Linked DNA regions of Homo sapiens: regions 2 and 3 are each linked to region 1. Evidence: chromatin loops called from intact Hi-C (ENCODE). Cell type or tissue: heart left ventricle. All regions are shown on one strand. Links, peaks and the distances in the headings refer to the core of each region. The heading gives the core; the rest is flanking DNA. Region 1 holds the start of LINC02370 (long intergenic non-protein coding RNA 2370). Region 2 overlaps LOC105370082 (a long non-coding RNA gene). Region 3 has its middle 24 kb from the start of LINC02414.

The links. A loop is a pair of places that touch in the nucleus more often than their neighbours do. Peaks named below come from ENCODE experiments on the same cell type or tissue, not always from the same donor. Only the 100,000 strongest peaks of a DNase experiment are listed, where the experiment ranks them.
Region 2: it touches region 1 in a loop (10-fold over the local background); 3 of 110 quality-filtered maps call a loop at or near these places.
Region 3: a loop joins it to region 1, with 20 times the contacts of the local background. A loop is called at or near these places in 42 of 110 quality-filtered maps.

What each region holds. Positions count from the first base shown.
Region 1 is chr12:131,340,349-131,350,420 of GRCh38, forward strand. LINC02370 (long intergenic non-protein coding RNA 2370) reads left to right here and starts at 7,122. Exons shown (of 5, transcript NR_103736.1): 1 at 7,122-7,313; 2 at 8,980-9,196. RefSeq lists enhancers at 166-739, 740-1,315, 6,182-6,819, 8,012-8,556 and a silencer at 5,416-5,640. In heart left ventricle, for the core only: no CTCF peak of the experiment used is centred there; a DNase peak (open chromatin) is centred at 5,953; H3K27me3 peaks cover 2,361 bases.
Region 2 is chr12:131,238,516-131,248,587 of GRCh38, forward strand. LOC105370082 (a long non-coding RNA gene) reads right to left here. Exons shown (of 4, transcript XR_945559.3): 3 at 229-387. Among named protein-coding and RNA genes, the nearest start is that of LINC02415, 54 kb to the right of the region's middle. In heart left ventricle, for the core only: no CTCF peak of the experiment used is centred there; no DNase peak of the experiment used is centred there; H3K27me3 peaks cover 986 bases.
Region 3 is chr12:131,618,963-131,629,034 of GRCh38, forward strand. No RefSeq gene overlaps it. Among named protein-coding and RNA genes, the nearest start is that of LINC02414, 24 kb to the right of the region's middle. RefSeq lists enhancers at 4,406-5,161, 5,918-6,673. In heart left ventricle, for the core only: no CTCF peak of the experiment used is centred there; no DNase peak of the experiment used is centred there; H3K27me3 peaks cover 3,208 bases.

The sequences.
Region 1 (10,072 bases), core at 1,149-9,148:
GGGCTGTGGGTGAAGTTGGGGGGCGGCTGATTGTGGGGGAGCTTGTGGTGGGCGGGAGCCCACCCTAGCTCAGACCCAGGGTCTCAGGAGGATGAAGGACAGCAGATGTGAGGGGTGGGGCCGGTCCTGCGGGACTGGACAGACCCAAGCTGCCAGGGCTGAGTCAGCCAAGGCTGTGGGGCCCCCTGTGTTACTGAAACCAAAGACGATTCTACCTCCCCAAGGAAGGTATGGGAGCCCAATGGAGTTCGAATCTCCTCTGAGCACCACACTCTTTAGAAAGCCCAAACACAAATTCTCTCCCTATTTTAAAAACTTCTTCCACTTTCAGTCCCCGAAACATGTCCTTAGACTGCCTTCTGGGGACTTTTCCACGGCATGTTAAAGGTTTGGGACTTTCAGGACAGTGGGAAGACATCGCAAGCTGTGTAACAGAGGAGTGGTGATTCACCCACGGAGTCATTTCTTGGACATTTGTGAGGCTCAGGATGTGCCAGGCCTGGGGCCAAATGCCTGCTGCACTCTCTCCTACAGCCGACAGAGACCCTAGACAGCAGGTGCTGTCCTCAGCCCCTTTCTCCAGATGAGAAAACCAAGGCTTGGACCTGCCCGAGGCCCCAGCCAGCACCTCAGCGGGGCTCCTGGGTCCTGGGGTCCTGGGGTCTGGGCCGGGCGAGCCCAGGGCCCTGCTCTGAGCAGACACAGCCTGCTGCTTTTCCACGGTTCTGGAGTTAGAAAACAATGGACACACGCTGTGAAAGCTGCTCAGCCCTTTGTCTTTGAAATGGCACCAATGTGGCCGGTTCTGGGAGTTCCCGGGAGAGACAAAGTAACTTAATCTTCCAGAGACTCAGTGAAACCAGCAATAGCTCTGGTGTCTCCACAAAGTTGGACAACTTCTATCCAATTAATTACCAGAACAAAACCAGAATCAGAAAACATCTTGGATTGCAAGAGTCTTTGGCAATACAATTTAACTCTTTCCACCCCTGGAATTAGAAATCCCATTAACAGCCTTTTAAGTTTGAAACAGCTGATTCCAGCTGAGCCTCATTAATTAGCAGCACCCGCTGGCTGTCTCTTCTCGGGGCTCCTAGGGAGAAGCACAGTCACTCAGAAAATGAGGCCAGGGTGATGAGTGACACAAATGGGCCCACAGCCTGGGACACAGGGGACACATCCACATCCTGTGGGAGCAAGGCACACCCAGCTGTCTTCCCATGGGCATCTGTAAGCCCCTCTGTGCACTGGGTTTCCTGGCACTACCCTCCCTGTGGAACCTGGCCGGCTGCCAGGAGAAGCTCAGTGGGCATCATGGGTGCTGGGCGGGGCCTCCCGTCTGCCAGAGGCTTTTATGAGCCCTGGGTGACAGCAGCCTGGGAGTCCTGGAGGGGACAGCTGAGGGGATGTCTCTGCTGCAGGCCACACCCCTGGCTTATCTGGGAGTCCCCTGCTCCCTCACTCTGTCCACATGGTCTGGTCTGGGTGGGGCTGACTCCACCCCCAGGTCAGGTGTGCTCCTGTGACCCAGACCTGTGAGAGGAGAACATTCCATTCCCATGGACTGGGTGATGGGTTCCGGGGTGGGCACTTGGCTGTGTGTCCGGAATTGGTTCCTTCCAGTAGGTTCTTGGTCTCGCTGACTTCAAGAATGAAGCCACGGATCCTCACGGTGAGTGTTACAGTTCTTAAAGATGGTGTGTCCAGAGTTTGTTCCTTTAGATGTTCAGATGTGTCCGGAGTTTCTTCCTTCCAGTGGGTTTGTGGTCTTGCTTGACTTCAGGAGTGAAGCCACAGACCTTCTCAGTGAGTATTACAGCTCATAAAGGTAGTACAGACCCAAAGAGTGAACAGCAGCAAGATTTATTGTGAAGAGTGAAAGAACAAAGCTTCCACAGCGTGGAAGGGGACCCAAGCGGGTTGCCACTGCAGGCTCGGGTGGCCAGCTTTTATTCCCTTATTTGGTCCCACCCACGTCCTGCTGATTGGTCCATTTTACAGAGTGCTGATTGATCCATTTTACAGAGTGCTGACTGGTCCGTTTTTACAGAGTGCGGATTGGTGCATTTACAAACCTTTAGCTAAACACAGAGTTCTGATTGGTGTGTTTACAATACTTTAGCTAGACAGAAAAGTTCTCCAAGTCCCCACCCGACCCAGAAGCCCAGCTGGCTTCACCTCTCAATCCCCCCTCTAAACAGGACACCCCAACTGCTGCTGGGAATTGGGCGATGACAGCTCTAGCTACTTCCTGCTGGATAGGGGCAAAGAAGGGGCCCTGCAGTTGTAGTGTCCTCCAGAGGGGAACTCTTTAGGCCAGCCGGTCGGTCCAGGTGTCCTCAATAGAAGTTCTTAGTTGAGCTCATTTGGGGTTTCATTTGTAAGACCATCTGTAGCTTGATGGCCTCAATTCTAGAGGGAACAAATTTGACAAGGAGGTTAAAAATACAGGGCCTGAAGGCAAGTAATAGCAAGATGGCTGTCACAGGACCTAGAAAGGGGAGAAGCCATGTCACCCAACTCCAGAGGGTGGTATAAGAGTTTGAAAGGCATTGTCTGATTTCAGAAGCCTTTTCCGGTAAACACCGGGTGGCATCTCGTACTATCCCTGACTGGTTAATGTAAAAACAACACTCTTCCCCTAAGAAGGTGCAGAGTCCTCCTTTCTCAGCAGTGAGGAGGTCTAGGTCTCAGCAGTTTTGGAGAGTCACTGCTGCCAAAGAGTCTATTTGGGATTGTAGAGTAAGGATAGATGTCGTTATTTCTTGCAAACTGTCTGAGAAATCCTTTGAGAGTGTGTGGTAGTCGGATAATGAAGTAGATAAACTGGCTATTCTGGTTCCTTTAGCAGTAGCCATTCCTAACCCTGTAAGTAGGGGTATTAGTTGTATGGCTCTGCGCTGACAGACTTGAACTTTGAGGGGTACTGATAGGGTCTGATTTCCTGGGGCAGTGTTAATGTTGGGACTTAGAAAGACTAAGGTGCAGGTGCCTGTCCAGGTGGTGGGGAGGCAGATATAGGTCGACGTTCCACGTAAGAAGAATATACCTTGGCTGGGTAGACAGAACTGGTTGTGTATGTTAAAAAGGTGTGAGTTTGTTGTTTTCATTTTCCCATACTCCTAGAGTACTTGCCAAGGTAGCTCCGGTGAGCAGCTGGAAAGGGGTGTTGGGAGCAAACTGAGTGGCTGCCTGCATTCTATTTTCCCATTGGAGAAAAACCGTTTTGTATCCACTAGGAACCATTCGAGAGAGTGACTGAAAGAGGGGATGAGAAGGCATTCACTAGTGGTAGGGGCACTGCTGCAGGGGTTCCAGGGGTGAACAGTCATGCAGGGAGTATGTTTGCCATCACAAAACCTGAACTGTTTGTTAAGCAGGGAAGAGGTGATTTTGGGGGGACCTGAGAAGTGGACAAGCTGTCTGAATGGAGCTGTTTGGGTGACTCAGAAGTTACTATGATCAGTTGGGGCTTGAAGATGTAGGGTGTAATTACACTGATGGGGTGGCAGGTGCCCCAGGGGCAGGCCTGATAACAGGTTGCACTGGATGCATAAAGGGGCTTAGAAAGTTAAGATGGTATTCGTAGTTACAGGGCAGTGTATGGGCTTTTCATTGCTTGTGTAATAGGTGAGGTTGGAAATGTAAGAACATAAAAGTTGGATTGTGGGTCCTGTTAGGGTACTCTTGGTCCTATCAGAGATGGGGAAGCCGGCTAATGGTTGCATATTTAGAAGTCGGAAAGGGTCTTTTCCTTCATAATGAGGGTGGTAGGTTAAGCTGGTAAAGACCCAATTTTTTGTGGGAATGGGAGTGGCAATGTAAGCAGAGGTTGATAGAGAGATACAAAGCCAACAGTCATTTGCCCAGGAAGGACTGGACTGGTTTAACATTGAGTGGGTTAAGTTGAGAGTCTTGTAGAGGTAATTAGGAGCTAGAGGAAGGGGAGGGGTGATTGTATGAGGTATCCAAGGAAGTAGGAGGGATAGACAGGCAGAGTAAATAGGAAGGTAAAAGGGTGCTCTGGAAGACAAGATCATTTTATCCAGGCTGAGTTAAAGGTAGGCATAAATTGCTGTCAGAAGGAAGGAAGATAGAAAGAAGGTTAATGTGATTAGGATTTTCGTCCCGGTAGGAGCTACAGTATGTAGTCCTATCCTGAAGAGTATGGTTAATACGCTGCTTAGTAATATGATGAAATAGTAAAAGGATTCCATTAAAGGGGGAAGGAGAGGTGTTACAGATAAAGATTACGTAGGCCTTCACTTATCTTTTTAAGGAGAAAAGGGTTTTCCTTCAGGATCAGTGGTAGGAGCCTTTTTAGTCTGGGATGTTTCCTTCCGAAATAGGAGATGCAAGTCCTCCAACGGTTCACAGGTGTATCAAGACTCATCTGGCTGATCTTGGGACCCCCGAGCTGACAGTTCTGCAGGTTCCTCAGGGGTTGTGGACACTCTCACACCCAGTGCAGCCGCCTGTGACCACCCAAGGACAGTGACGTGGTGCTGAATTTGCCTCCTGTGTGACGTCAGGACCCTGCTCCCCAGTGGGGGCCTCATCCCCAAAAATGTCTCTGGAGTCTTTGGGGTGCTGCTGTTGACACATGAGATCAGTCCTGCCATCTGATCTGGCACTGCTGCTGGCCCTGCTGCTGGTCACTCAGCTCCTGGCCACCATGCTGGGGTCTGAGCCCCACGGTCGTCCCCACCTCTCAGCCCAGGCACAGGAGGGACACAGGGAGTAGAGTGGGGTGATGCCCCCGTCACCTCCCGAGGCCCCGGGAGTGAGTGCCGGGACCCTCTGTCCTAACCCTCTGCCTCCCTGGGTGTTAACCCACCTGGGCAAAAGTGCGTGGTTCAATGCCAAGGCCAGGGCCATGGGCTCGGCGTTTCCCTGCAGAGTCCCTGGGCTTCTCGGCCCATCACAGGCTTGAGGATCAGCACCTGCAGCCCGTGGTGGTTGTTTTCTCATCTGTAAATGCGGATTTGGGCTTTAGAGCTGACTCTTTGTCACCGGGAGCACAGCCTGTCTTCTCTGTTCCTTTCCTTTGTGACTCAGAGGCCCTCTGCGCCTTGGTGGGAGGAAGAGGAATCATCCTTGTTGCTGACCCCCTGTGACGGTGCTGGCTGGACGGGGTGTGCATCGTGCCAGGAGCTGGTCCCTCATTCATCCTCACAGCAGCCCTCCCGGGCTCGCCCGCCGTGACTTTCACTCCCATTTCACAGACGAGGACCCTGAGGTCCAGGGAGGCTGAGTGGGCTGCCCTCCCCAGCTGGAGCCTGGAGGGGATTTGAACTCGCGCCTCGGGGCAGAGCCTGTTGCTGGCTGGGCTGGGCTGAGCTGACTCCCCAGGGCCATCAGCTCCACTGCATCCTGACCACCTGGGAACTGTGGCCAGCACTTTTCAGGCTCGAAGGCATGGCTGCTTACAGCGTGCCCGAGGATGGGTGTCATCGTCCTCACCCTCTGCACTCACTGTACCCGTCTTTGCAGGGTGAGGGCCCTGCCGGGTCCTACTCTGGGCACTGAGGTACAGAGGGAAGCCCTCCTGCCCTGCCCCAGGAGGGTGCTGGTCTCCACCAGGACACAGATGGAGGTGGATGAGGCCACAGCCCAGAGAAGAAGGGCAAGGTGGCAGGGGGTGCTGGTAGAGGAGTAGGACTAAGGGTGGTAGTGACACTGGTGAACCCCAGCTGAGGAGGGGCATGGACTCTTCTGCACATCAATGGGGAGCCACAGTATGTTGTAGAGGAAGCTCATTCTGCCCTGGGTCCCCAGGGAGCTAAGGTCTCAGCCACATTCACCCTCACAGCTGGGCCCTCCAGCCCCTCCCGCCCTGGGAAGTGTGGCCTCTGTTTTTGGTGAGGTCACAGCTGCAGGGAGGGCCAGGGCGCTGGATGCCTCAGGCTGCAAATGGCTTCACCCAATGCCTCCGGCTGTGGGGCAGAGGCCGGAGCTAGAAATAGACCCGCAGTGACCCCCACCCCAGCCACACAGTGCAGGCCTCCTGACCACAGGTCCTGGGCCACCCCTTCCTGCTCACATGGGAGGGAACCCTGAGCTTGAGGGAGGCTGTTCCCCAAACAAGGCCACCTTGTGTAGCTCTCTGAGGGCCTTTTATAATCTCCTTCCCTCCACCAGGACAGCCCAGCTGCAGCCCGTCCTCACCAGCGACCCCTGGGCCCTTCGCCTCAGGGCCAGGCAAGCGGGGAGCAGACAGCAGTGTGTGAGGAGGGAAAAGAGCCGGACTACGGGGACCCCCAGCCGCCCGCCAGCCCCTCCCCTGCAGCCTCTCTTCCCAGATGTCAAGGTCCCTGAGCTGCCCCGTGCAGGGAGCAGGGTCAGGTGAGGTCCAGCGGAGCCCAGAAGCTGTTGCAGGAGCAGGACGGAGGAAGCCCTGGGGGAAAGGCCCGGCTCCTGTCCTCCCTGTGTCCCCTCCCCTTCCTCTAAATGCCTGCCCTGCCTCCTGCAATGGTGGGATGGCCTGGAGGTGCAGAACGAGGCTGGCCCTGCCTTCTCTGGGGAGCTCAGCCACTGGAGGTGCCTGAGTCTGGGTTCATCATTGCAAAGACAGAACCTGTTCTGCCGTCTTTAGGGAAGGGAAAAGGGCCTGGGGGAGATGGGACAGTCCCCCTCATATCATTGGTGGCAGTGCGTGTAGGAGCAGTCTGTTTGGAGGACATTTTGTGTAATATCTATTCAAATCAGGTGTGCCCAGCCTAACCTGGGGGCCAGCCCTTTACCATCCTCACACGCTCACATCGGCAGCCAATACCTGGACCGTCTAACCAATCAACTGGTTCCATTGACTCACTGACTGGCCTAACCCAACGGCATGAGCAGGGCTGGGGCCACAGGGGAGGAGCAAATCTAGACAGCAGTACAATTCGCCATGTCTCCAGAAATTCTTTAGGACATTCTATTGTGCCTGTCCAGGCTCTGATGCTGGCCTCAGCAGCCCCCATCTCCTCCTCACATGAGGTCCTGGGCTGTTCCACTGAGCCCTCCACTTTCTGAAATGAATGGGGACACGTTCTATTGTTATTCGAATTGTGGGAAATTCGACAGTTATTCGAGTTGTGGAAAAGCAGGCTCCAGAACGTCTTGGAGATATGACTTAGCAATCTGCAGGTGTCCACGGTGAGTCCTCCCCAGTAGGAGGAGACAGGAGTCTCTCTGGAAGGCGAACGCCACAGCTGCCCAGATGTTCTCCTGCAGGGGAACCAGACACCATCATGACCCAAAAGGGCTGCACTTCTCGGGGTTTGCAGAATGTGGCAGAGGTGGAAAAACTCGAAAGTCCCTAAACACAGGTAAGCAGACAGCGCAGTGGTGGTGGTGTCTCCCACACTTTGAGTCTGTGTTTGCATGTGTGTGCACACGTGTCTATATGTGCATTTGTATCTGCTTCTTCCATGTGTGCATGCCTCTGTGCATGTGTGTGTGTGTGCATGTACTTCTGTCTCTGTGCATGTGTGTGTGCATGTGTGTGTCTGTGTGAATGTTTGTGTATCTGTGCATGTGCATGGTTGTGGTATACATGCATGCGTATATATGCATGTGTGCACATGTGTGCTTGTGTGTGTCTCTGTGTGTGCATGCATATGTGTGCATGTGTGTGTGTGAATGTGTTTGTGTATCTGTGCATGTGCGTGTTTGTGGTATACATGCATACGTATATACGCATGTGTGCATACGTGTGCTTGTGTGTGTCTCTCTGTGCACGCATGTGTGTGCATGCGTGTGTCTCTCTGTGTGCATGCATGTGTGTGCATGTGCAGATTCATGTTTCTGTGTCTGTGCCATGCACGTCTGTACATATGCACATGTGCATGGGTGCATTCATATGCACACGTGTCTTGTGTACATGCATGTGTGCCTGTGTGTGAGTGTGCGCCTGTTGAGTCAGGTCTGTGAGTCCCCCTGAGGGCCAGGAGGCCGTGGGCAGGGCTGGTCCTGGAGAGCACTTCTTTTCCACGCACTTTGGCTTCCCCCGCTGAGCGCACCCCCCGCACTTGGCTGGCTGCTTTCACCCCAGCCCCGTTCCTCCTGTGCCCAAGAACCTCCTCCTCGTCTCCTCCTCAGCCACGCAGCTGGTGCAGCACAGCAGACCTGCACTGAAATGCATCGGGGAGAAAAAGGGAGGTGAAGTCAAACATCCCATCTGCTCCTGTCCACGTCCTCAGGTTCACTGCCAAGTTCTGACACTGCCGACTCCCCACACTGAAGGCAAATGGCCTCCCCGAATGCAAAACTCATTCCTTGCTTGCCAGCACCCAGAGATTCTTTCTGAAGATGTTTATCTTTTCTCATTCACTCTTCAAAATCCTCCATGTAGAGAAAATGCCTTAGAATTTCCTGAATAAGGAAACAACAGGCAGCATCCTCATCTACATCCCCTCGGGATTGCTGAATGGAATGCAGAGAGGAGAGGAGAGTGGAAAATAGCCCCTGGGTTTTAGGAAATATTAAGCAGTTTTTCAAGAGCCAAGAGCCCTGCAGGAGGCAGAAAAGGATATGATTTTGCAGTTTTGAATACGCTTTTCTCTGGGAGTAGCACTTTTCTACCAGAGGCTGACATTGGAGGGACCACCTGACATCAGATTAGACATTCACAAAAAGGCGCTGCAGGCAAGTGCTTCATAAAAAGACCTTCACCAAAGATGCACCTGACCCCCGGGCTCAGGGAGGCTCTTGTTAAATGGAGGATATTATGCCTGCTCTATTTACTGTGGGGCCTGCTTGGGGCTAATCAGAGGTTGCTTCAAATCTGTGCAGGTAGATGTATTCATGCAATAATACCTCATCTCCACTATATTGTTGTTTTAGCAAAAGATACTTTCATTCATGTTTTCATCTTTTTATTGTGGACAATTTTAAACATGCAGAAATGGAGGGAGAAGGGTATGGAGAACACCCATTTACCATCAGCCAGATGTCACAATTACCGATAACTTCCTGCATTTGCTTCTTCTCTAGATTTTTTGGAATTAATTCGAAGTACATTGCAATCACGATGGCCTTTTACTTCTAAATTCTACACTCTGCACCTCTAAAATATACAAGCATGTCCCAGGACCACCCTCAACTACTTCAGGTCCCTCGGAAAAGGGTAAGGTCAGCCAGGCTGGACACCACGCTGTGGGTGGCCTTAGGTCCTGCAAGCAACTGTGGCCACCAGCGTCGCAGCAGCAAGGTGAGCCTGAGCAGGAGCACACTGTCCCTACCTGTCTCTGTTTCTTCCTGCCCCTTGGGGTGTGGGCACCTTGCCAGCTGGGAAGCTGTAGTCTGTAACAGTGATCATCGTGCTCTTCGCTGCCGTCATTTCCAACATCGTCCGAGAATTTATGAAGTGCCGAGAATCCCTCTTACGGCTTCTCCTATATTCAACTACTGAATCCACATAAACCTGTTTTACAGATGGGCTTATAGAAGTGCAGCGATGCAAATCCAGACCGTTTAGCTTCCAAGTTCATACCCACCATCATCTTCTGCTCAACTGCAGAAGCATCAGGGTGAAGCCGGCCGTGCTGGGCTGGTGGGGCAGGTGGCAGTGGCTACCATGCAGGTCCGTGTGGGACTCCCCAGGGGACTTCATGCTGCATGATTCCCACCTCATGTGTGGACCTTGGTACCAAACTTGTGCTTAGGATTCAATTCCACATGTGAGTTATTCCACGATTCCAGTTCTGTACGTGTTTTCCATGTACGTTCACTAAAAACAGACCGAGAAACTTTATATCCAACTGATGACTCTGCCTAAGACTGTAGCAGGATTGATAAGGAATCAGAGACCGATGGGGTTGAGGAGGATATTTATTATTTAGGTACACCGGCCCAGTAGGACTAACATTCCAATGACTGAGCCCTGAACAAAGAGTTAAGTTACCTTTTAAGCATTTCATGGGGTGGGGTGTTGTGGGGGGGAGATCTGTGCAGGGGGAAGCATATTACAGAAGCGAGAAACAAAGACAGTTATTCAACTGAGACATGTATTACATCATTTCTTACTTTTCAAGGAAAAACATGTTTTGCGACTTGAGTTTATCTGTCTGGTGACCTTGCAGCTGCA
Region 2 (10,072 bases), core at 926-8,925, 100 kb before region 1:
TCCCTAATTACCTTAAATCTAATCCTCAGTTCTCTCTAGCACAGTCCAAAATAGGACAGAACATCTCTCATTGTAGAGTGTGCTGTGCTGAGAACTTACTTGGAGAAATGAAGATTTAAAAATTTGTCCCCCCTCTTTCAGTTTTAGTTGTTTCCCATGGAGACAGGTCTACTGACCTATCTCCATGATTACTTATTCTTTCCTTACCTGTGTGTCAACTCTCCTTACCTGGTGTCAGACAGACAGTCTGGGGAAAGCATTCTGTAGCTCCTTTGTTGAGATTTTTCTCTTGCATGAGCATTTCATCATTTCATCCTCTGTGGTCCTTTCGATCTCTCTGCTGAAATTTGCTATATTCATTCATATTCTTCAATTTTCCATTGAAGCCTTTAATATATTAATCAAAATTATTTGACATTCACTGACTGACAGTTTCATTGTGTGTGATATCTGAGTATGGGTTTATCATGTTGTCTCTTGACGTTGGATTTTTTTCCTTGCCTTTTCTTGTGTTTTGTCATCTTTGGTTGGAAGTTAGATATGCGGACCAGGCACAGTGGCTCATGCCTGTAATCCCAGCACTTTGGGAGGCTGAAGCCGGCTTATTGGTTGAGCTCAGGAGTTCGAGACCGGCCTGGGCAACACAGCAAAACTGTGTCACCACCAAAAACACAAAAAACTAGCTGGGCATGGTGGTGTGCACCTGTGGTCCCAGCTACTTGGAAGACTGAGGTGGGAGAATTGTTTGAGCCCGGGAGGCAGAGGCTGCAGTGAGCTGAGATCATGCCATTGCAGTCCAGTCCAGGTGACAGAGTGAGACTCTGTCTCATTAAAAAAAAAAAAAAAGTTAAGACATGGCATAGACAATAGAAATTGAGGTAACGGTACTTGTACCTGAATTGGGCATATGCCTCTTCTTTAACTAGGCCTTTATTTGGGATGGGAGGTAAATGATTCTAGACAGTGAGCTGCGTTTAAATGTCTCTGTTCTGTGGTTACTCTCAGTGTACCACAAAGCTTCAAATTCTGCTAGTGTTACCTGTGTCTACAGTAGGGATTGAGTCACTGGAAAATTTTTCTCAATGCTCTTGCTTCACGCTCTGCTGTAGGCTGTATTTATGAGATTGAGCCTCAGACAGGGTCTCTCTATACCAGCTTAGCCCTCTCCCATGGGTTCTGTTTTGTCTTGTCAATGCCTGCTAACCTCATGATGAGGGCTGGGGCATTCTCTGTTTTCCTGGGTCAGCATAAGTATTAGGTAGGCTGCGTGTCACTGAGACTCAAGGGAAAGGCTCACCTAGTGCTTCTGCTCCCCCTCCAGCGGCATTCAAACTCTATCTTATCGTTTTGGTGTTTCTTGTGTGGGAGTTTCCAGCCCTCCCTCAACAGAAAGCATCTCTTACAATCTGGGCCTAGGGTATTTTTGGCTGTCCCCGGGGAGGGTGTTTCTCTCTTCCCTTTGTCTAGTCACAGTGGGTCTCTGTCTATGGCCTGGAGGCAGCATGATTTGTTGTCCCATCCCCAATGCCCTCAGTTGTTTAAGATTTTTGCTCCTTGGTGAGACTGGAGAGAAAGATCTAGGAAGGCTCTATCCATTTTCTACAGTGACAACTGTACCCTTTACCCAGGCTGATGCCACAGAAGGAAGCTTTCTCCACTCTCATCCTGGCTCCAATATTTCGAGTATATAGCAAGCTCCATGGGGAAACCTCTGAAAATGGCTGCACGCTGCCCATGTACCTGTGCCCACTAGGATTCTATACTCACCAGATAGAACACACATATAGAGCCTGTAGAAACTTGCTAAACATTTTGGAAGTAATGTTCTTAACAGCACTTATAGAAGCTTTGTGTTGTCCCCACTCCCTGTCCAAGTTAAGCCAGTTGCTCCCTCCCCATCTCTCCTTGGAGGCACCGTGATACCCCAGCTATCTAATGGCTTTAAGGAAATCCAGTATGATTTTGTAGATTACCTGGGTTTTCCTTGTTGTTAGTGTAGGAATTATGTTTTTTTATAGCATTTTACAACCTCAGTGGAAACCACACATAACCCTTTTTGTTAAGGGTGCTGTTTTTTTTTCATGACCTATTAGTCAGAAATTCAGGCCGGGCGCGGTGGCTCACGCCTGTAATCCCAGCACTTTGGGAGGCCGAGGCGAGCGGATCACGAGGTCAGGAGATCGAGACCATCCCGGCTAAAAACGGTGAAACCCCGTCTCTACTAAAAATACAAAAATTAGCCGGGCGTAGTGGCGGGCGCCTGTAGTCCCAGCTACTTGGGAGGCTGAGGCAGGAGAATGGCGTGAACCCGGGAGGCGGAGCTTGCAGTGAGCCGAGATCCCGCCACTGCACTCCAGCCTGGGCAACAGAGCGAGACTCCGTCTCAAAAAAAAAAATAAATAAAATAAAAAGAAATTCATTGCTTCACCACACATAGCTAAACAGAACACTGGAGAACGTAGTTTGTGTTCTAAATAGTCATGTACTTAGCTAAATATTTTAGACAATGGAAGATGCAAGGAATGGTCATTGAGGTATAACCAGTAGACTCTGCCACACCCTGGAAGTTTCTTATTCTTCACATTTTCCCCTTAATTTTATAAATAGAAATACTAAGGTTGAGAGAAGTGGCATCCTTTGTCCCAGTCACATGATTCCACAGCATCAGAGCTGAAGCATGAGCCAGTGTCTCAAGATGGGAAAACTTACCTATTCAAGAACCAGTCCTCCAGGGCCCACTCTGCACTGTGCACCGTTTTAAACATAAATGTGATGATGTGAGTGAAAAAAACTCAATTCATGGTGACGTGATATGGGGAGAAGAGCAGACGATGCAGCAATTCACTATCTGGGCTCATCAGTGCGGCTTCCTTCATATTTCCCAAGTCTTTGCCTGGAGATAACTAATATACATGCCTAACGCTTTCTGTGCTGAAGCTTGTTATTTATATTGGGTTCACTTAAGACACAAAGATGGCTGGCAGATGAACGTCTTCACTTATCTTACTGTGAGTTATCTGATGTAGGTGTTTTAATTGGGACTAATATTTTATAAAACATATCTCATATGTATAAAAGTCTGATTAACAATTTAATTTGAGCCTGGGGTAGAAACAGGGGTTGAGGAGAAACTCTCCTGCCTGTGCAAGTAAGATTTTGCAATTTTCCAGTATCTTACATCATTCTGATGGGGAGACATTTCTAGTCTGTTGATCCATCCTAAATCCTCTTTAAATACTCTGCAGTAGTCTGGATGTTGAGGAGGTTCTTCCTGTGCTGTCCTAGGGAGGGGCAGAAGACTGGAGTTCAGGGATTGAGAGACAGTGGCAGGGAGGAGCTGCAGGAGTCACTTCAAGCACCCCAGCTGGGGGCTACACACCCTTTCCCCAGTACAGGCTGCAGGCTGCCGAGAGCCAGCAGACACCTCCACTCCAGACTCCAGGGGCTTTGTTGTTATAAGTAAAATGTTTATTTAGAAATAGAATGCTTGTTCCTCAGTACCTCAAGGAAAAATCAGCATTCAGACAAAAAAGTTTTTCTCAGCAAGACAATTTTACTTTCTGCAGAAACAGTGCTCCTCGCAGATGGAACAATGGCGAAGGCACACCTGAACAAAGGAGGGAAGCAATTTTCATCCCTTATGCAGCTTGTCCCTGCTACTGTGTCCTATCTCCATTGGCTGGAGCCAGACTGCACAATCTAAACTAAATCTGACTGGCTAATAATTTAAAACTTTCTTGAATAGGTAAAGGCAACAGAGAACAAAGGAAAAGAGGAAATTGCTTACAAAAAGACTTAGAGAAGTAATAATATTTCTAAATAGGGAAGGGGCATAGACTGTGAGCATGTCCAGCACAGATATCTTTGTTAAAGTAAAAGGACATAGAATGTACTTATTCCCATATGTCTAACAGCTACCTAGGGTAGGGCTTAACAAAGAGTTATTAAGAAAAAGCAAGAAGGCTTTAAAGAAACTATTATGTAAAACTATTTAAAAACTAGTTTAGTTTTTAAAAGAAACTATTATTTCTAACACTTATGATTTGTTCTTTAACAAGAAGGGAAACTTTGAAGATGAACTTTTTACTTTCAACACTTGTCCATGGCTGTAGCCCCACCATGAAGCACAAAACCTGGCACATAGTCAGTGAGCGGAACGTGGTTAGAATGAATTAAGGAATGCACACTACTGAGGACCTAACAACCCCATGTCCCTGAGGAGGCAGGAATCTGGGCTGAGCAACAGGGGAGGGGAGTCCATGGCTCCATGTGTGACAGGAAGTGCATGGTCAGGAAGGTTCAGCTGTGGGAAAAGAGACCCCCATATAAGAGTGGCTTAAATGAAATGGGGATTTCCTGTTATCCACACTCCAGGAATAAATTGTCCAGGGCCCTGTGTTGACCCCAGGATGTAAAGGCCCCAATCTTCCAACATGGGTGCTCCAGTAGCCCTGGCTGCCCCTTCCCTACTGTGATCCAAGATGGCTTCAGGCATCCACTCTCCTTCAGGGGCAAGTGGAGAGAAAGAAGAGGGCAGGCTTTAGGGGCATGACCTGGAAGTGCTATGCACCATTTCCTCTCTCATCCCATTGGCCAAAACATGGTCATGTGACCACGCCTTGCTGCAAGGGAGCATGGGAATTGTAGTCTTTATTCTGGGAGTTCGTGTGTCCTGCTAAATCCTGGGGACTCTATTGCCACAGAACAAAAAAGGAGGAAAGCACACTGGGGGCAGCAGTCACTGTCCCAAGGCTGTGTCCAGCGGGAGTCTCAAAGCCTTGAGGGCCCTTCCCATTTCTAACTGTAAATAATTAGAGATGAGCAAAGCAGAACTCGAGGGAAATCTCAGCTGGGTCGGGTGATCACCCACAAGGTTAGGGAGAGAAAAAGAGGGGATTTCAAACAAGCTGGAACTTTAAGTTCATGAGACTTGTTTTCCTAGAAATAATTAGATAATACAAATTTAAAAATTGAAAAAGACAACAGCCAGCTCCCTGTGGGAAGGATGTGGAAACTGCTTCTTAAAACATTTATGCTACCTCAGCCAGAAGAGCCTGCCGATAATGCCTAATGATATTTTTAAGTTGCTTTTGTGCTATTGGACTCTCTTTAGCAGTTATCACTCTTGTTATTTGTCATGACGACAAGTCATTTAATGCATTTCATAAGATCCATGTGTCAACTGTCTTCCCTTTGCAATGTGAATTCAAACACAGCAATCTCGCTAACAGCTATTTCCTTCCCTGGTCTCCAGTACCACCCAGGAAGCTCGCCTTGGGGCAGGCAGGGTGCCCTGTCCCTCTGCCCGTGGAGCTCCAGGCAGCAGGCATGGGCAGTACCGCTGCTCCATGTGCACACAAGGCCCAGACTCCACACAGGAAAACTGCCATCTGAAAGGAGAATTGGAACGCACAGCCCATCTGACTCTTGTCTTACTGAGACGTTAAACAGGAACACTCCCCATATCTGTATGCACAGAAGACAATACCGCCAGCTGTGTGAGGACCAATCTTTCTCTCTCTTTTGGTGCACAATTTTCCTGCACAATAACCACTGACTTGTCTTTCCTTTCTGAAGACAATTGTCCACCCGAGTGTCAGATGAAGGGTGAATTATCTCCGAGATACAGCGCGGGAGCACGACCATGTTTCCAGTGCTGAGGCTTCCTCTGCAGCTCTCTGAACCTGTGTCGGTGCGTCTGCAGGCAGACGCCCCAGTCTGTGCTCGGGAGGCAGCCCTTGAAAGGGAGCCAGGAGGCCCAGACACACACAGGCACCTGTGCCCAAATCCGGGCGATGATCCAGAAATTAAGCGCCCAGGTCTGTCTCTAATTGCACGTTTCAGCAGCGCCGCCCACCTAATACATCACTCTCTGATGTGAAGGGAGGGGGAAATTGCAGCCAGCCAGTCTGGTCTTTCCTCTGGAAAGGTTGGGAGATGTCAGAGGAGTGGCAGCAGCAAGTCGTCTCACGTGAACCCGGAGGTGCTCTGTGGTTCCCCAAGGGGCGGAGCCTGCGCTGCTGGGGTCTGGGATGGAGGGGCTTTGCACTGGACCACCTGAGCTATCCAGGGTGTGGGGCTCCATAGAGGCCCAGATAGGGGCTCAGGGACCTCCAGCCAGGGCAGAAGAGCTCAGGGGTGGTTTCCTGGCTCTCTGCAGTGAGTAGGGTGTTAGAAGGCACCAAAACAAGGCCCCTCCCCCTTGGATCTGCAGGACATGGGCTGGTCGTATGTCAGCTGTTGCTGCCACAGAAGTCAGGCTTCCAGGGGTGGAGTGAGCCCTGGGGTGACCTGGTGATTCTGCAGCCACTGTGACAAGGCATGGAGTGTCTTACGGGTCCCCTGCGGTCCAGTGTTAGAGCACCAAGTTACGTAACCCATGTGACCCTGGGCTTCCCAACACGGCGCAGGCTTTCCCGTAGACCCTCCTTCACGCTGGAGCCCCTTTGACAGGAAGGGTGAGATCAAAGGAATCCTTCTCTCCATGAGGAATGCCGGCGCTTGCAGCAGCTGCTCTGCGAGGGCCCGCATGTTTGCAGACCCGGACCTCAGGAAGGGAATGCAGGTGACCACAGCAGCGCATTCGGGAAGGTTCGGGGCCAGCTGGCGGCCACATGAGGAGCCTGCCCTCCCAGGTCAGTTGGTTTCCTGGCTCTGGTGCTCCAGCCCAGCGTGGCACAGCTGCCTGTGCCCTGCTCAGAGGACTCCAGGTCTCTTCTAGGACTGCCCATCTCTCTCCCTGCAGGTTCCTCGGTCAGGGATGGAGGCTGCAGAGTCACCCCCGCTCCATGGTCCAGGCCCTGCCCTCAGAGGGCAGGACAGGAACCTCCCATGTCCATCACAGGACCCTCCCTTCCCAGGAGGAGGCCCAAGTGTGGCTGAGGGCACCTTCAGAAAGCGGCAGCCGCTGCCCACACAGGACTCCGGGAGGCTGGAGACGGGTGCTCCAGAGCCTCCTCCCATTGCCAGCGCCTGCCCTCTGTGCCTCCAGTCCCTGGTGCTGCAGGGGCCCAGGGTGAGGGATCCACTGTTGCTTGAATGCTGGGGTCCTAGTTCCATGACTCTTTCTGCTGGACCAGAAGCTTCTCAAAGAGACTGTGCCTGAGCACAGGCCCTGGTGGACAGCCAGGGCTCAGGGACATTGGTTTCTTAGATGATAGTGACGTCCACAGCAGAGTCCCCACCGTCTGGCCATAGGCCACGCTGATGTAGACCCTCGCCATGGTAGGTCACGTGATCTTCTCTTCAGGCCCTTATATGGGAACCGCATCATGTGACCTCTCCAAGCTTTTCTGTGTGGGACACATAGAAGTGTTTGGGAGAAAAAGGTTCAGTCTTTTTCCCCACACCTTTCCATGGAGGCCATGCCTGGCCCTTGGCCAGGACATTGAATGAATGAATGAATGCCAGTGACTGCCACCATGTCTGAAAGAAGCCAGGGAACCCTCCCACAGAACCATGCTGGGGCTGCAGTATCAGAGGCCCAGCTAACCCTCATCTATGGCCCTCAGAGCTCACAGCCACACCAGCACCATGAATCCCACCTAGGGTTCCAAGGCCCCTGCTCACCCATTCCCCGAGTCCCGCCCCAGCAGCCCACGGAGGCTGTCCCATCGGTGACTGCCCCTGCCATTCTCAGACACGCCTGGGCTGGGCTCTGCTCCTCACTTCCTCTGTCAGCTGAACCCGGGCTGCTGTCCCCATCCCGAGAGCTCGCATCTCTGAGGCCTCAGAACTCTCCACCAGCAGCCAGCACCTGGGACTTGTGGAGGTGTCAGGGGTGTGCTGAGGGGAGAAGCATGTGGACTCAAGCAGAGGGAAGGAGCCCTCACTTGGGGGCAGGAGGGTTGGCGGCAGCTCCAGCGTTGCTCTGACCCGGGCTGAGGCTACATCCCAGGGACATTTGCAGCGGGCTCCTCTCCCAGCTCTGTGTGCTCTTCTAGGCTGATCCTCACCTGTCCCTCCTTCCTGACCCAACCCTCTGGTTCTCCAGACTTTACACAGCCTGCGTCACTGGCATTATCATGTTCATCACTTCTACTGATGGGGCTGAGTCTCCAACCAATAATTGGGCTGCATCTCCCGAGGTCGGTCAAGTGGCTTCTCCGAAATCACCCTGCAGGGTCCCTGAACTGACATTAATCAGCTTCAGCCTCAGCTATCTCCTGGACTGGGTCACCTGTATCCGAGGCTCCCAGCTTCAGCCAGACTCAGGCCTCTGATATTCCTCAGCTCGCCCTGGTCATTAACCAGACTTTCTCTCTACTCATGAGCCAGCCTCAGGCATCTAAATGTGAGTCCTTCCCACTTCTGTGCTCACAGAAGTTGAAGCGGGGCGCTGTGGGGAACCAATCTCTTGTTTTTGATGAGATATTTTCCCTGTGAAATGGCCTGCACATTGCCTTCCATTTCCAGGAGCAACGGTCCATCTGCCTGTCAGAAAGAAGACCCAGACACAGTCCCGGATGCAACCATGACTCTCAGCACCAAGGCATCCCCCCTTCAGCGTTCAGAATGTGAGTCCATGCTTTTCAGACACTGACATCTGAGTCTGTCCATCAGCAGCAAAGCAGCCTCCTTAAGTAGCTCCCACAGGACCCGGACACACACACACACACACACACACACACACACATACACACACACACACACACGCGCGCATCCAACCCCATCAGCAGCAAAACAGCCTCCTTAAATAGCTCCCGCAGGACCCAGACACACACACACACACACACACACACACACGTGTCCAACCCCGTGGCAGTGATTTAGAAGCCAAACCCCAGGTACCTCTCAGTCAAATATTTCAGGAGTGCCGGCAACCAAGTAATCACCCTAGATTCAAAGTGAGGAGAGAAACTGCAGCTTCCAACCTCTTTAAAATTGCCAGAGGATGTCAAAGGCATGGAGTGGGGTGGGCGGTCTCAGTTCTGTTACCAACGCTGTGAGTGACCCGTGTCCTTCATGGGGAGCTGAGCCTGGGACTGCTGTGCATGCAGGGTGGGAAATCCAGACTGATGGCCTGAGTCCTCCAGCAGCGCGTGGGGTGCAGAGCCCCAGGGGTCAAGGGCAGGGCTTCGGGATTATTGATCTTCGAGGACAGATCCAAGGCTGGGTCACCCTCTCAGGGGGTGGCTGTCCTGGGTTTACCTGCAGTGCCTGGGGGTCTGACAGCCCTAAAACAAGCCCCCTCTACCTCTTAGATCTGGGCTCAGGGCACCTTTCAGTACTGGGGCTGTTGCTGCCATGGGCATCTGGGCTCCTGGGTTAAAAACGGAATGGGCAGTTTTTCAAATTTTGATAAGTGCTGTCGGTTTGATGACATATCACAATGGCCACAGGTAATGGAATCCACATAGGGGCTTCACTTCTCATCATTCCAGCACCCCCCACCGTGTGTGGAAATGCACCTTCTCTTCTCCTGGGAGACGTTCCTCCCATCCAACTGTCTGGTTCCAGGAAGATACTGTGCTCATACATGACTCCGCCCCCATAGCCACCACTGATTGGTCTATGGGTGGTCACCTCACCCCAGATTGGCCTTTCTGGGACTTTTCAAACTGGAACTGACATGAAGCCAAGAGGAGGAAGAGACCGCATGTTTTCTGGCATATGGAGAAGGCTGATCTACCATGACAAAGAGTTAAGACAATCTCATTAGAAGGCAGAGGAGGTGGGGCTGGACCACCCAGGGCCGGCTGCTCTGACGCTCACCTGCACATCTGACCTGCTCTTTGGCTGCACAACCTGAGTCCAAGAGCAGACCCACAGGGCTCCCTGCAGAGAGTTCAAAGCAGAGGCTATTTACAGAGGTCCAAGTAGGGGTGGGGAACCTGCATCCCACGAACTGGATAAGCAGGGAAACTGTTATCCACCACAAGCCCCAGGGCACAGGTGTGGGGCTTTGTTTCTGGAATGCAGGGAGGGTTGTAACTCTGGGAGAGGGGTCACCTGGCAGGATCTGAGATCTTATTTGGGGAAAAACTTCACTGCTAAACATCAGTCAGGCAGGGGCAATACCTGCTCCAACTTCTGTCTTCTCCCATCTTAGGCTTCTCCTGGGGACTCTCAT
Region 3 (10,072 bases), core at 974-8,973, 280 kb after region 1:
CTAAGACATCCTCTCTACACTGATGATTTTGCAGAGCGAAGGAGAAACAATAAACATCTTCCAGAAAGAATTTCTCAGTGACTGCAAACAAGGAGTGAGATTTGCATTCGGGGGGGCTGTTTGCCCTCAATGTGGGGAGTCGGCAGTGTCAGAACTTGGCAGTGACCCTGAAGACGTGGACAGGAGCAGATGGGATGTTTGACTTCACCTCCCTTTTGCTCCCCGATGCATTTCAGTGCAGGCCTGGTGTGCTGCACCAGCTGCGTGACAGAGGAGGAGACGAGGAGGAGGTTCTTGGGCACAGGAGGAGCGGGGCTGGGGTGAAAGCAGCCAGCCAAATGCAGGGGGTGCACTCAGCGGGGGAACCCAAAGTGTGTGGAGAAGAAAACAAAGTGCTCTCCAGGACCAGCCCTGCCCACGGCCTCCTGGCCCTCAGGGGGACTCACAGAACTGGCTCAACAGGTGCACACAGATGTGCACACACATGGGCACACAATGCATATACACATATGCATGCACACACAGAGACCCACGCACGCAGACCCAGACATACATACATGAATGCATATGTGCAGACACGTGCATGCACACAGACACACACACACACACACACGCACACAGTACTGGAATCACCACAACCAACATGCCACCTGCTTAATCCTGTTCGAAAGGACTTTCCTTGGCCTCAAGTTTTTCCACACCTGCCACACTCTGCAAACCTCCAAGAAGCCAGACCCCCCACAATTGGACAATGTCTGGTTCCTCACAGGAAGCTGCCATCACACATCTGGACAGCAGTGGGGCTCACCTTCTGGGAAAGCCTGCTCTCCTGCTGCAGGGGGAGGACTCACCAGACCCCAGAGTGGGAGTGTAGGATCGTGAATGCTGCAGAGCCCACATAGTCTGATATCCCGGCGGAGCAGGATCTGCTTCCTGGCTGGTGCAGCCACTGCCCAGCTCTCCTCTGCCCCTGCTCCACATGTGTGTCATCTGGGCTGTCTTGGAGGCAAGTGACAGAAAGGGGGCTTCACCAACGCCCTCACCTGAGCACCCTAAGAAGGGGCTGGCAGCATCAGGACAGGCCCAGGCTCAACCCTGCCCTCAGACAGAAAGCAGCTCAGCGGTTCCCCAGCTCAGACTCCGCAGCCAAACTCAATGTTCAAGACCCAGCTCTCCCACTTTCAAGCAGTGTGGCTTTGGTGGCATTGCTTAACCTTTCTGGGTCCCGCTCTCCCCGTCTGTGAAACGATCATGGTGAGGTGCCGTGGGGCTCTGATGAGGTTGCCCACGCCAGTACACACACAGCAGGACTTTGTGGATGGCTGGCACCGCCCGGGCGTCACCCTCACCCGGCCCTGGCCGTCAGCTCACCATCCTCATCTCAGGCCCCCTCCTGTGCGGCGGCAGAGACAGGGCTGCACGCGGCTTCCATGGGCCCTGGGCCCTTTTGCATTCGTGGGCTCCTTCCTCCATAAAATCACCTTTAAGCTTCTATTTTACAACTGGTACAAAGATGAATAGGTTAATATTTCTTTGACCTAAGAGCTCATATTTTCTTCTAATTTTAAAAGAAATTAAAACATTTTTGTAGCCCTGGAAATCCTCAGGGCTCTTGCACTTTGCCTGTGTCCCTGATGGGGGAAGGCGGCCTGGAAATGGCCCTCAGAGAGCTCCTCTTAACTGAGCAACTGCGAGGCAAAGCCTCCCTTCCCCAGGGGTTTCAGAAAAAGTCCCGGGCACATTCTCATTGGACCAGCTTGGGTCACATGGCCATGCCTGAGCCAATCCCAGGACCACAGTATGAAATATGCTGATTGGGAGGCGTGGCTTCCCACCTGTGAATCACGTGCACCAAGTAGGGGTGACCTGGCAGAGAAATACAGAGACAGGCAGGTGAGTCCTGGACGGACCCTAGGGACATCTGTTGTCCCCCTCAGGACCACATAGCAGAGCATGATACGGTGCCTGTCCACAGCCCAGGGACCCTTTTCAGCGGGTGGCAGAGCTGGCTATCCGGGGAGGGGGCAGAAGTTCCAGTCTGGTGCACCGAGAGCGCCATCCCCTCACTGCAGCCCCGCCCAGAGCCCCAGGGCTGAGGCCAGACTTAACCGCTGGGACCCAGGCCTGCCCTGGGGCCACCTCCCAGGCCAGGCTCTGTTCCTCACTGGGGCACTGTCCCTGGGGGAGGCGGACACAAGGGCCCTTGTTGTTCCTGGAGGAGGAGGCGGCGGGGAGAGCTGTGCAGTCACTGTGGGCTGAGCCAGCACTCTCCATCCTCCCCAGTCACTCCCAGGATGGCCAGATCCCTCCCAGGCCTGGAAACTGCTCCTCAGCCTCTCCCCGGGGCAGGGGAGAGGGGGTCAGGGCTCCCCTGGACAGGGAGGCCCAGCATGGCCATTCCCGCTCACGTGCCCACTGCACGATTAACGCGCATTGCAGCAATTTCCAGGCTGGCGCTCACGAACGGTGCCGCTAAGAGCACTTTCTGGTGAACACACATGCCCCTGTCTGTGGTGCAGACACCCCGGAGTGGAACTGCTGGGTCGGGGTAAGTGGATCTTCAGCTCTGGGCGACGCTGCCGGGCTGCTTCCCAAGTTCCAGATCCACCACACCCCCAGGGGGTTCCAGCCTGCAGCGGGGGCTGAGACCCACAGCTCTGCTGTGTACATGAGAACACACACAGGCACATGCACACCTACGCGCATGTACACACATGCACTCACACGCACACGTTTCCTGAATTCACACACATGATATGTGGGCTGAGGCTGTGTACACACACATGCACATGGGCACACACAGGCACGCACCAAGTGTACACTCACATTTCCTAAGACCACACACGATACGTGGCCCAGGACTGCGTACAGCTGGCATGTCTGCTTGCCTGGGCAAGAGCCACAGCCTCCTCCTGGCTCTCCTGCTGCCGCAGCTCCTGCACTCCACGGAGCCTCGCCTGGCCACACTCCCTGCACGGGGCAGCTCAGGAGCCTCGGCCTCTGGCAGGAGAGGCTGCAGGGTAGGGGCTGGCGGGTGGCTGGGGTCCCTGTAGTCCGGCTTTTTTCCCTCCTCACACACTGCTCTCTGCTCTCCGCTTGCCTGGCCCCGAGGCAAAGGGCCCAGGGGTCGCTGGTGAGGAGGGGCTGCAGCTGGGCTGTCCTGGGGGAGGGAAGGAGATTATAAAAGGCCCTCAGAGAGCTACACAAGGTGGCCTTGTTTGGGGAACAGCCTCCCCCAGCCCAGGGTTCCCTCCCACGTGAGCAGGAAGGGGTGGCCCAGGACCTGTGGTCAGGAGGCCTGCCCTGTGTGGCTGGGGTGGGGGTCACTGCGGGGCTATTTCTAGCTCCAGCCTCTGCCCCGCAACAGGGGGTATTGGGCGAAGCTGTTTGCAGTCTGAGGCATCCGGCCCCCTGGCCCTCCCTGCAGCTGTGACCTCACCAAAAACAGAGGCCACACTTCTCAGGGTAGGAGGGGCCAGAAGGCCCAGCTGTTAGGGTAGACAGCTGAGGCCCCAGCTCCCTGGGGGACCCGGGGCAGAATGACCTTCCTCTACAAGCTTCTGTGGCTCCCCATTGATATGCAGGGGAGTCCATGCCTCTCCTCACCCGGGGTTCACTGCTATCACTGCCACCGTCAGTCCTACCCCTCTACCCCCCACCCCCGCCACCTTGCCCTCCCTCTCTGGGCTGTGGCCTCGCCCACCTCCCTCTGTGTCCTGGTGGAGACCAGCACCCTCCCGGGGCAGGGCAGGAGGGCCGCCCTCTGTACCTCAGTGCCCAGAGTAGGACCCGACAGGGCCCTCACCCAGCAAAGACGGGCACAGTGAGTGCACAGGGTGAGGACGATGGCACCTACCCTCGGGCACGCTGTAAGCAGCCATGCCTTTGAGCCTGGAAAGTGCTGACCACAGTTCCCAGGTGGTCAGGATGCAGTGGAGCTGACGGCCCTGGGGAGTCAGCTCAGCCCAGCCCAGACAGCGACAGGCTCTGCCCTGAGGCCCGAGTTCAAATCCCCTCCAGGCTCCAGCTGGGGAGGGCAGCCCACTCAGCCTCCCTGGACCTCAGGGTCCTCGTCTGTGAAATGGGAGTGAAAGTCACGGCGGGCGAGCCCGGGAGGGCTGCTGTGAGGATGAATGAGGGACCAGCTCCTGGCACGATGCACACCCCGTCCAGCCAGCACCGTCGCAGGGGGTCAGCAACAAGGATGATTCCTCTTCCTCCCACCAAGGCGCAGAGGGCCTCTGAGTCACAAAGGAAAGGAACAGAGAAGACAGGCTGTGCTCTCGGTGACAAAGAGTCAGCTCTAAAGCCCAAATCCGCATTTACAGATGAGAAAACAACCACCACGGGCTGCAGGTGCTGATCCTCAAGCCTGTGATGGGCCAAGAAGCCCAGGGACTCTGCAGGGAAACGCAGGGCCCATGGCCCTGGCCTTGGCATTGAACCACGCACTTTTGCCCAGGTGGGTTAACACCCAGGGAGGCAGAGGGTTAGGACAGAGGGTCCCGGCACTCACTCCCGGGGCCTCGGGAGGTGACGGGGGCATCACCCCACTCTACTCCCTGTGTCCCTCCTGGGTCTGGGCTGAGGACCCCGGGATGTCCATGGGGCTCAGACCCCAGCACGGTGGCCAGGAGCTGACTGACCAGCAGCAGGGCCAGCAGCAGTGCCAGCAGCAGTGCCAGATCAGATGGCAGGACTGATCTCATGTGTCAACAGCAGCACCCCAAAGACTCCAGAGACATTTTTGGGGGTGAGGCCCCCATTGGGGAGCAGGGTCCCAACATCACACAGGAGGTGAATTCAGCACCATGTCACTGTCCTCAGGGTGGCCACAGGCGGCTGCACTGGGTGGGAGAGTGTCCACAACCACCCTCTTCTGCACAGGCCACAGGGGGCGCTCAGGAGTCAGGACTCTGGGGGTGAGAGAAGCCCCAGACCAGCCCAGGCACCAGAGGAAATGCATTGAAATCCTCAGGCCGGGACAGCTTCAGGCACAGCGTGATCCTGCAGCTCAGGCATGACCTCAGGGCTCTGATTTCCTGTGTCCAGGGCCCTCCCAGGCCAGCATCTCCTTGGGGCTAAGTCCACTGAAGCCGACTGACTTCTCCAAGCAGGTCCAGCCAAGTGCCCACTCCTGAACCCATCGCCCAGGCCATGAGAATGGAATGCTCTCCTCTCACAGGTCTGGGTCACAGCCAAGTGCCCACCCCGGAACCCATTGCCCAGGCCATGAGAATGGAATGTTCTCCTCTCACAGGTCTGGGTCACAGGAGCACACCTGACCTGGGGGTGGAGTCAGCCCCACCCAGACCAGACCATGTGGACAGAGCGAGGGAGCAGGGGACTCCCAGATAAGCCAGGGGTGTGGCCTGCAGCAGAGACATCCCCTCAGCTGTCCCCTCCAGGACTCCCAGGCTGCTGTCACCCAGGGCTCATAAAAGCCTCTGGCAGATGGGAGGCCCTGCCCAGCACCCATGATGCCCACTGAGCTTCTCCTGGCAGCCGGCCAGGTTCCACAGGGAGGGTAGTGCCAGGAAGCCCAGTGCACAGAGGGGCTCATAGATGCCCATGGGAAGACAGCTGGGTGTGCCTTGCTCTCACAGGATGTGGACATGTCCCCTGTGTCCCAGGCTGTGGGCCCATTTGTGTCACTCATCACCCTGGCCTCATTTTCTGAGTGACTGTGCTTCTCCCTAGGAGCCCCGAGAAGAGACAGCCAGCGGGTGCTGCTAGTTAATGAGGCTCAGCTGGAATCAGCTGTTTCAAACTTAAAAGGCTGTTAATGGGATTTCTAATTCCAGAGGTGGAAAGAGTTAAATTGTATTGCCAACGACTCTTGCAATCCAAGATGTTTTCTGATTCTGTGTTTTGTTCTGGTAATTAATTGGATGGAAGTTGTCCAACTTCGTGGAGAGACCAGAGCTATTTCAGGTTTCACTGAGTCTCTGGAAGATTAAGTTACTTTGTTTCCCCCAGGAACTCCCAGAACCGGCCACATCGGTGCCATTTCAAAGACAAAGGGCTGAGCAGCTTTCACAGCGTGTGTCCATTGTTTTCTAACTCCAGAACCCTGGAAAAGCAGCAGGCTGTGTCTGCTCAGAGCAGAGCTCTGGGCTCGCCTGGCCGGGACCCAGGACTCCAGGACCCAGGAGCCCCGCTGAGGTGCTGGCTGGGGCCTCGGGCAGGTCCACGCCTTGGTTTTCTCATCTGGAGAAAGGGGCTGAGGACAGCACCTGCTGTCTAGGGTCTCTGTCGGCTTCAGGAGAGAGTGCAGCAGGTGTTTGGCCCCAGGCCTGGCACATCCTAAGCCTCACAAATGTCCAGGAAATGACTCTATGGGTGTGTAATGCCCAACCTTGTTTTTACTAACCCTGTTCTTAGACTCTCCCTTGGCTAAGAGAGCCAGACAGACTCCATCTTGGCTCTTTCACTGGCAGTCCCTTCCTCAAGGACTTAACTTGTGCAAGCTGACTCCCAGCACATCCAAGAATGCAATTAACTGATAAGATACTGTGGCGAGCAATATCCACAGTTCCCAGGAATTCACCCGATTGATAACGCCCAAAGCCCCGCGTCTATCACCTTGTAATAGTCTTAAAGCCCCTGCACCTGGAACTGTTTACTTTCCTGTAACCATTTATCCATTTAACTTTTTTGCCTACTTTATTTCTGTAAAATTGTTTTAGCTAGACCCCCTTCCACTTTCTAAACCAAAGTATAAAAGAAAATCTAGCCCCTTCTTCGGGGCCAAGAGAACTTTGAGCGTTAGCCGTCTCTTGACCACCGGCTAAATAAACGGACTCTTAATTCGTCTCAAAGTGTGGCGTTTTCTCTAAGGTACAACAGGTGAATAGCCACTCCTCTGTTACGCAGCTTGCGATGTCTTCCCACTGTCCTGAAAGTCCCAAACCTTTAACACGCTGTGGAAAAGTCCCCAGAAGGTAGGCTAAGGACGTGTTTAGGGGACCGAAAGTGGAAGAAGTTTTTAAAATAGGGAGAGAATTTGTGTTTGGGCTTTCTAAAGAGTGTGGTGCTCAGGGAAGATTCGAACTCCATTGGGCTCCTGTACCTTCCTTGGGGAGGTAGAATCGTCTTTGGTTTCAGTAACACAGGGGCCCCCACAGCCTTGGCCGACTCAGCCCTGGCAGCCTGGATCTGTCCAGACCTGCGGGAGCGGCCCCACCCCCCACATCTGCTGTCCTTCATCCTCCCGAGACCCTGGGTCTGGGCTAGGACAGGATCCCACCCACCACAAGCTCCTCCGTAATCAGCCGCCCCCCAACTTCACCCACGGCCCCCTTAACTGCTGCTCCTGTCTTGCGGGATTTGCCACCTGTGCTTGGAGGCACCCCCACCACCTCCATGCTGGTGGGCTTTAAACCATTTCCACGAACTCGCCACCCCCTCACTCTTATCTCCTCACTTGTTCACATCAAGTACTTTCATTTAAAATATAAGGACATGGTTGCAGAAATGTAATTCCCCATGTATTATGAACATTGATATTTTAGAAACTGCCCCATCCTCAGTGTCTCCAGTAACGCCGAGACCACAGCCACTCCCCTCTCCCCATCCACCCGAGACCACAGCCACTCCCCTCTCACCATCCGCCCGAGACCACAGCCACTCTCTTCTCCCCATCCACCCGAGACCACAGCCACTCCCCTCTCCCCATCCACCCGAGACCACAGCCACTCCCCTCTCCCCATCCACCCGAGACCACAGCCACTCCCCTCTCCCCATCCACCCGAGACCACAGCCACTCCCCTCTCCCCATCCACCCGAGACCACAGCCACTCCCCTCTCCCCATCCACCCGAGACCACAGCCACTCCCCTCTCCCCATCCACCCGAGACCACAGCCACTCCCCTCTCCCCATCCACCCGAGACCACAGCCACTCCCCTCTCCCCATCCGCCCGAGACCACAGCCACTCCCCTCTCCCCATCCGCCCGAGACCACAGCCACTCCCTTCTCCCCATCCACCCGAGACCACAGCCACTCCCTTCTCCCCATCCACCCGAGACCACAGCCACTCCCCTCTCCCCATCCACCCGAGACCACAGCCACTCCCCTCTCCCCATCCGCCCGAGACCACAGCCACTCCCCTCTCCCCATCCGCCCGAGACCACAGCCACTCCCCTCTCCCCATCCACCAGAGACCACAGCCACTCCCCTCTCACCATCCGCCCGAGACCACAGCCACTCCCCTCTCACCATCCGCCCGAGACCACAGCCACTCCCCTCTCACCATCCGCCCGAGACCACAGCCACTCCCCTCTCACCATCCACCAGAGACCACAGCCACTCTCTTCTCCCCATCCGCCCGAGACCACAGCCACTCCCCTCTCCCCATCCGCCCGAGACCACAGCCACTCCCTTCTCACCATCCACCCAAGACCACAGCCACTCCCCTCTCCCCATCCACCCGAGACCACAGCCACTCTCTTCTCCCCATCCGCCCTAGACCACAGCCACTCCCCTCTCCCCATCCGCCCGAGACCACAGCCACTCCCCTCTCCCCATCCGCCCGAGACCACAGCCACTCCCCTCTCCCCATCCGCCCGAGACCACAGCCACTCCCTTCTCCCCATCCACCCGAGACCACAGCCACTCCCCTCTCCCCATCCACCCGAGACCACAGCCACTCCCTTCTCCCCATCCACCCGAGACCACAGCCACTCCCCTCTCCCCATCCACCCGAGACCACAGCCACTCCCCTCTCCCCATCCACCCGAGACCACAGCCACTCCCCTCTCACCATCCACCCGAGACCACAGCCACTCCCCTCTCACCATCCACCCGAGACCACAGCCACTCCCCTCACCCCATCCACCCGAGACCACAGCCACTCCCTTCTCCCCATCCACACTTAAATGTACAGAGGGAAAACCACAGCATCCTTTCTACTCCAATTCACAGTTCACTGCATCCCGTTTCTCCATGGAGTGAGTACTCAATGCTTGGAAGTATTTACTAATTGCCAGATTACATTCCCCACAACAAAAAACGTGTTTGAAATTTAAATAGCAACGTAATTCTTGTGTCTAAAGAGCTCCAAGTGTTAAAATACTTTTCTGGATCCAGTTATGGTCCCATTTTTAGTAACAGGCAATTCTTCCAAACAACATGAGGAATCAAATATTTATATTATGTCATGTGTACATTTCCATCGCATATACATGCTTACATCTATATAAATATACGGCATAAATCGATTTACATAATGCATGTGTAAATATTGACATATGGGATATGTAATATGGTGTGTGTTATTTATTTATGTGATTAATATATTCAAATTTTTAGAGTTATTTTAAAGGAAAGTACACCTTGTGGAAATGGATTGGGAAATTTCAGGAGTCTCATTTGGAGGGCGCCCTGCGGTCTCTGCGCCCCCTCCCAGGACGTGCCTCTGGGGGATTCGGGATGGGGGGGGTTGTCCTTCCTGGGAAAAACAGGAGCTGGGAAGTCATAACAGGGAAGGGAGACCAGGGAGCTGACTGCAGGCTCCTTTCAGGCAGGTATTTTTAGGACTTTAGGCGGCCATGCTGATGCCCTGGGTGGTCCCTGAGGGAGCGCCCGCCTCGGGGTCCCGCAGACTCAGGGGCCCTGCCTGGGCCCTGCCTGGGATTTTCCTGCCAAGTCCATGGTCTCCTTGGGCTCCCTCCGCAACTGTGCCCCCGTTTCCTGTGCTCATCCCACACCCAGCCTGGCCCCGAACACCGTGGGGCTTTTGTTCGGGGCCCCGCACACCGGACCTCAGGATTCCATCCTCCCAGAACCATGGCCACAGAATAAGGTCCGCCAAGATGGATACCGAACGCGCCTCAAACACCTGGGGGGCGGACGTGTGAGGAGCTGGCCTCTCTCCACCCCCAGCCGCCCTTCAGCCCGGCCTCCCTCTATCCTGGACGCCTCAGCCCCTCCTCACTCTGCACCTGCTGGTCCTCAGCCCTTGGGCCCTCCCATTCCTGTGCCCTCCCAACTCCACACCAGCGGGGTGGGGCTGAGGGCTGCAGGACCACTCTACCCCCAACCTCATGCTGTGACAGGCTGAGGGGGAGCCG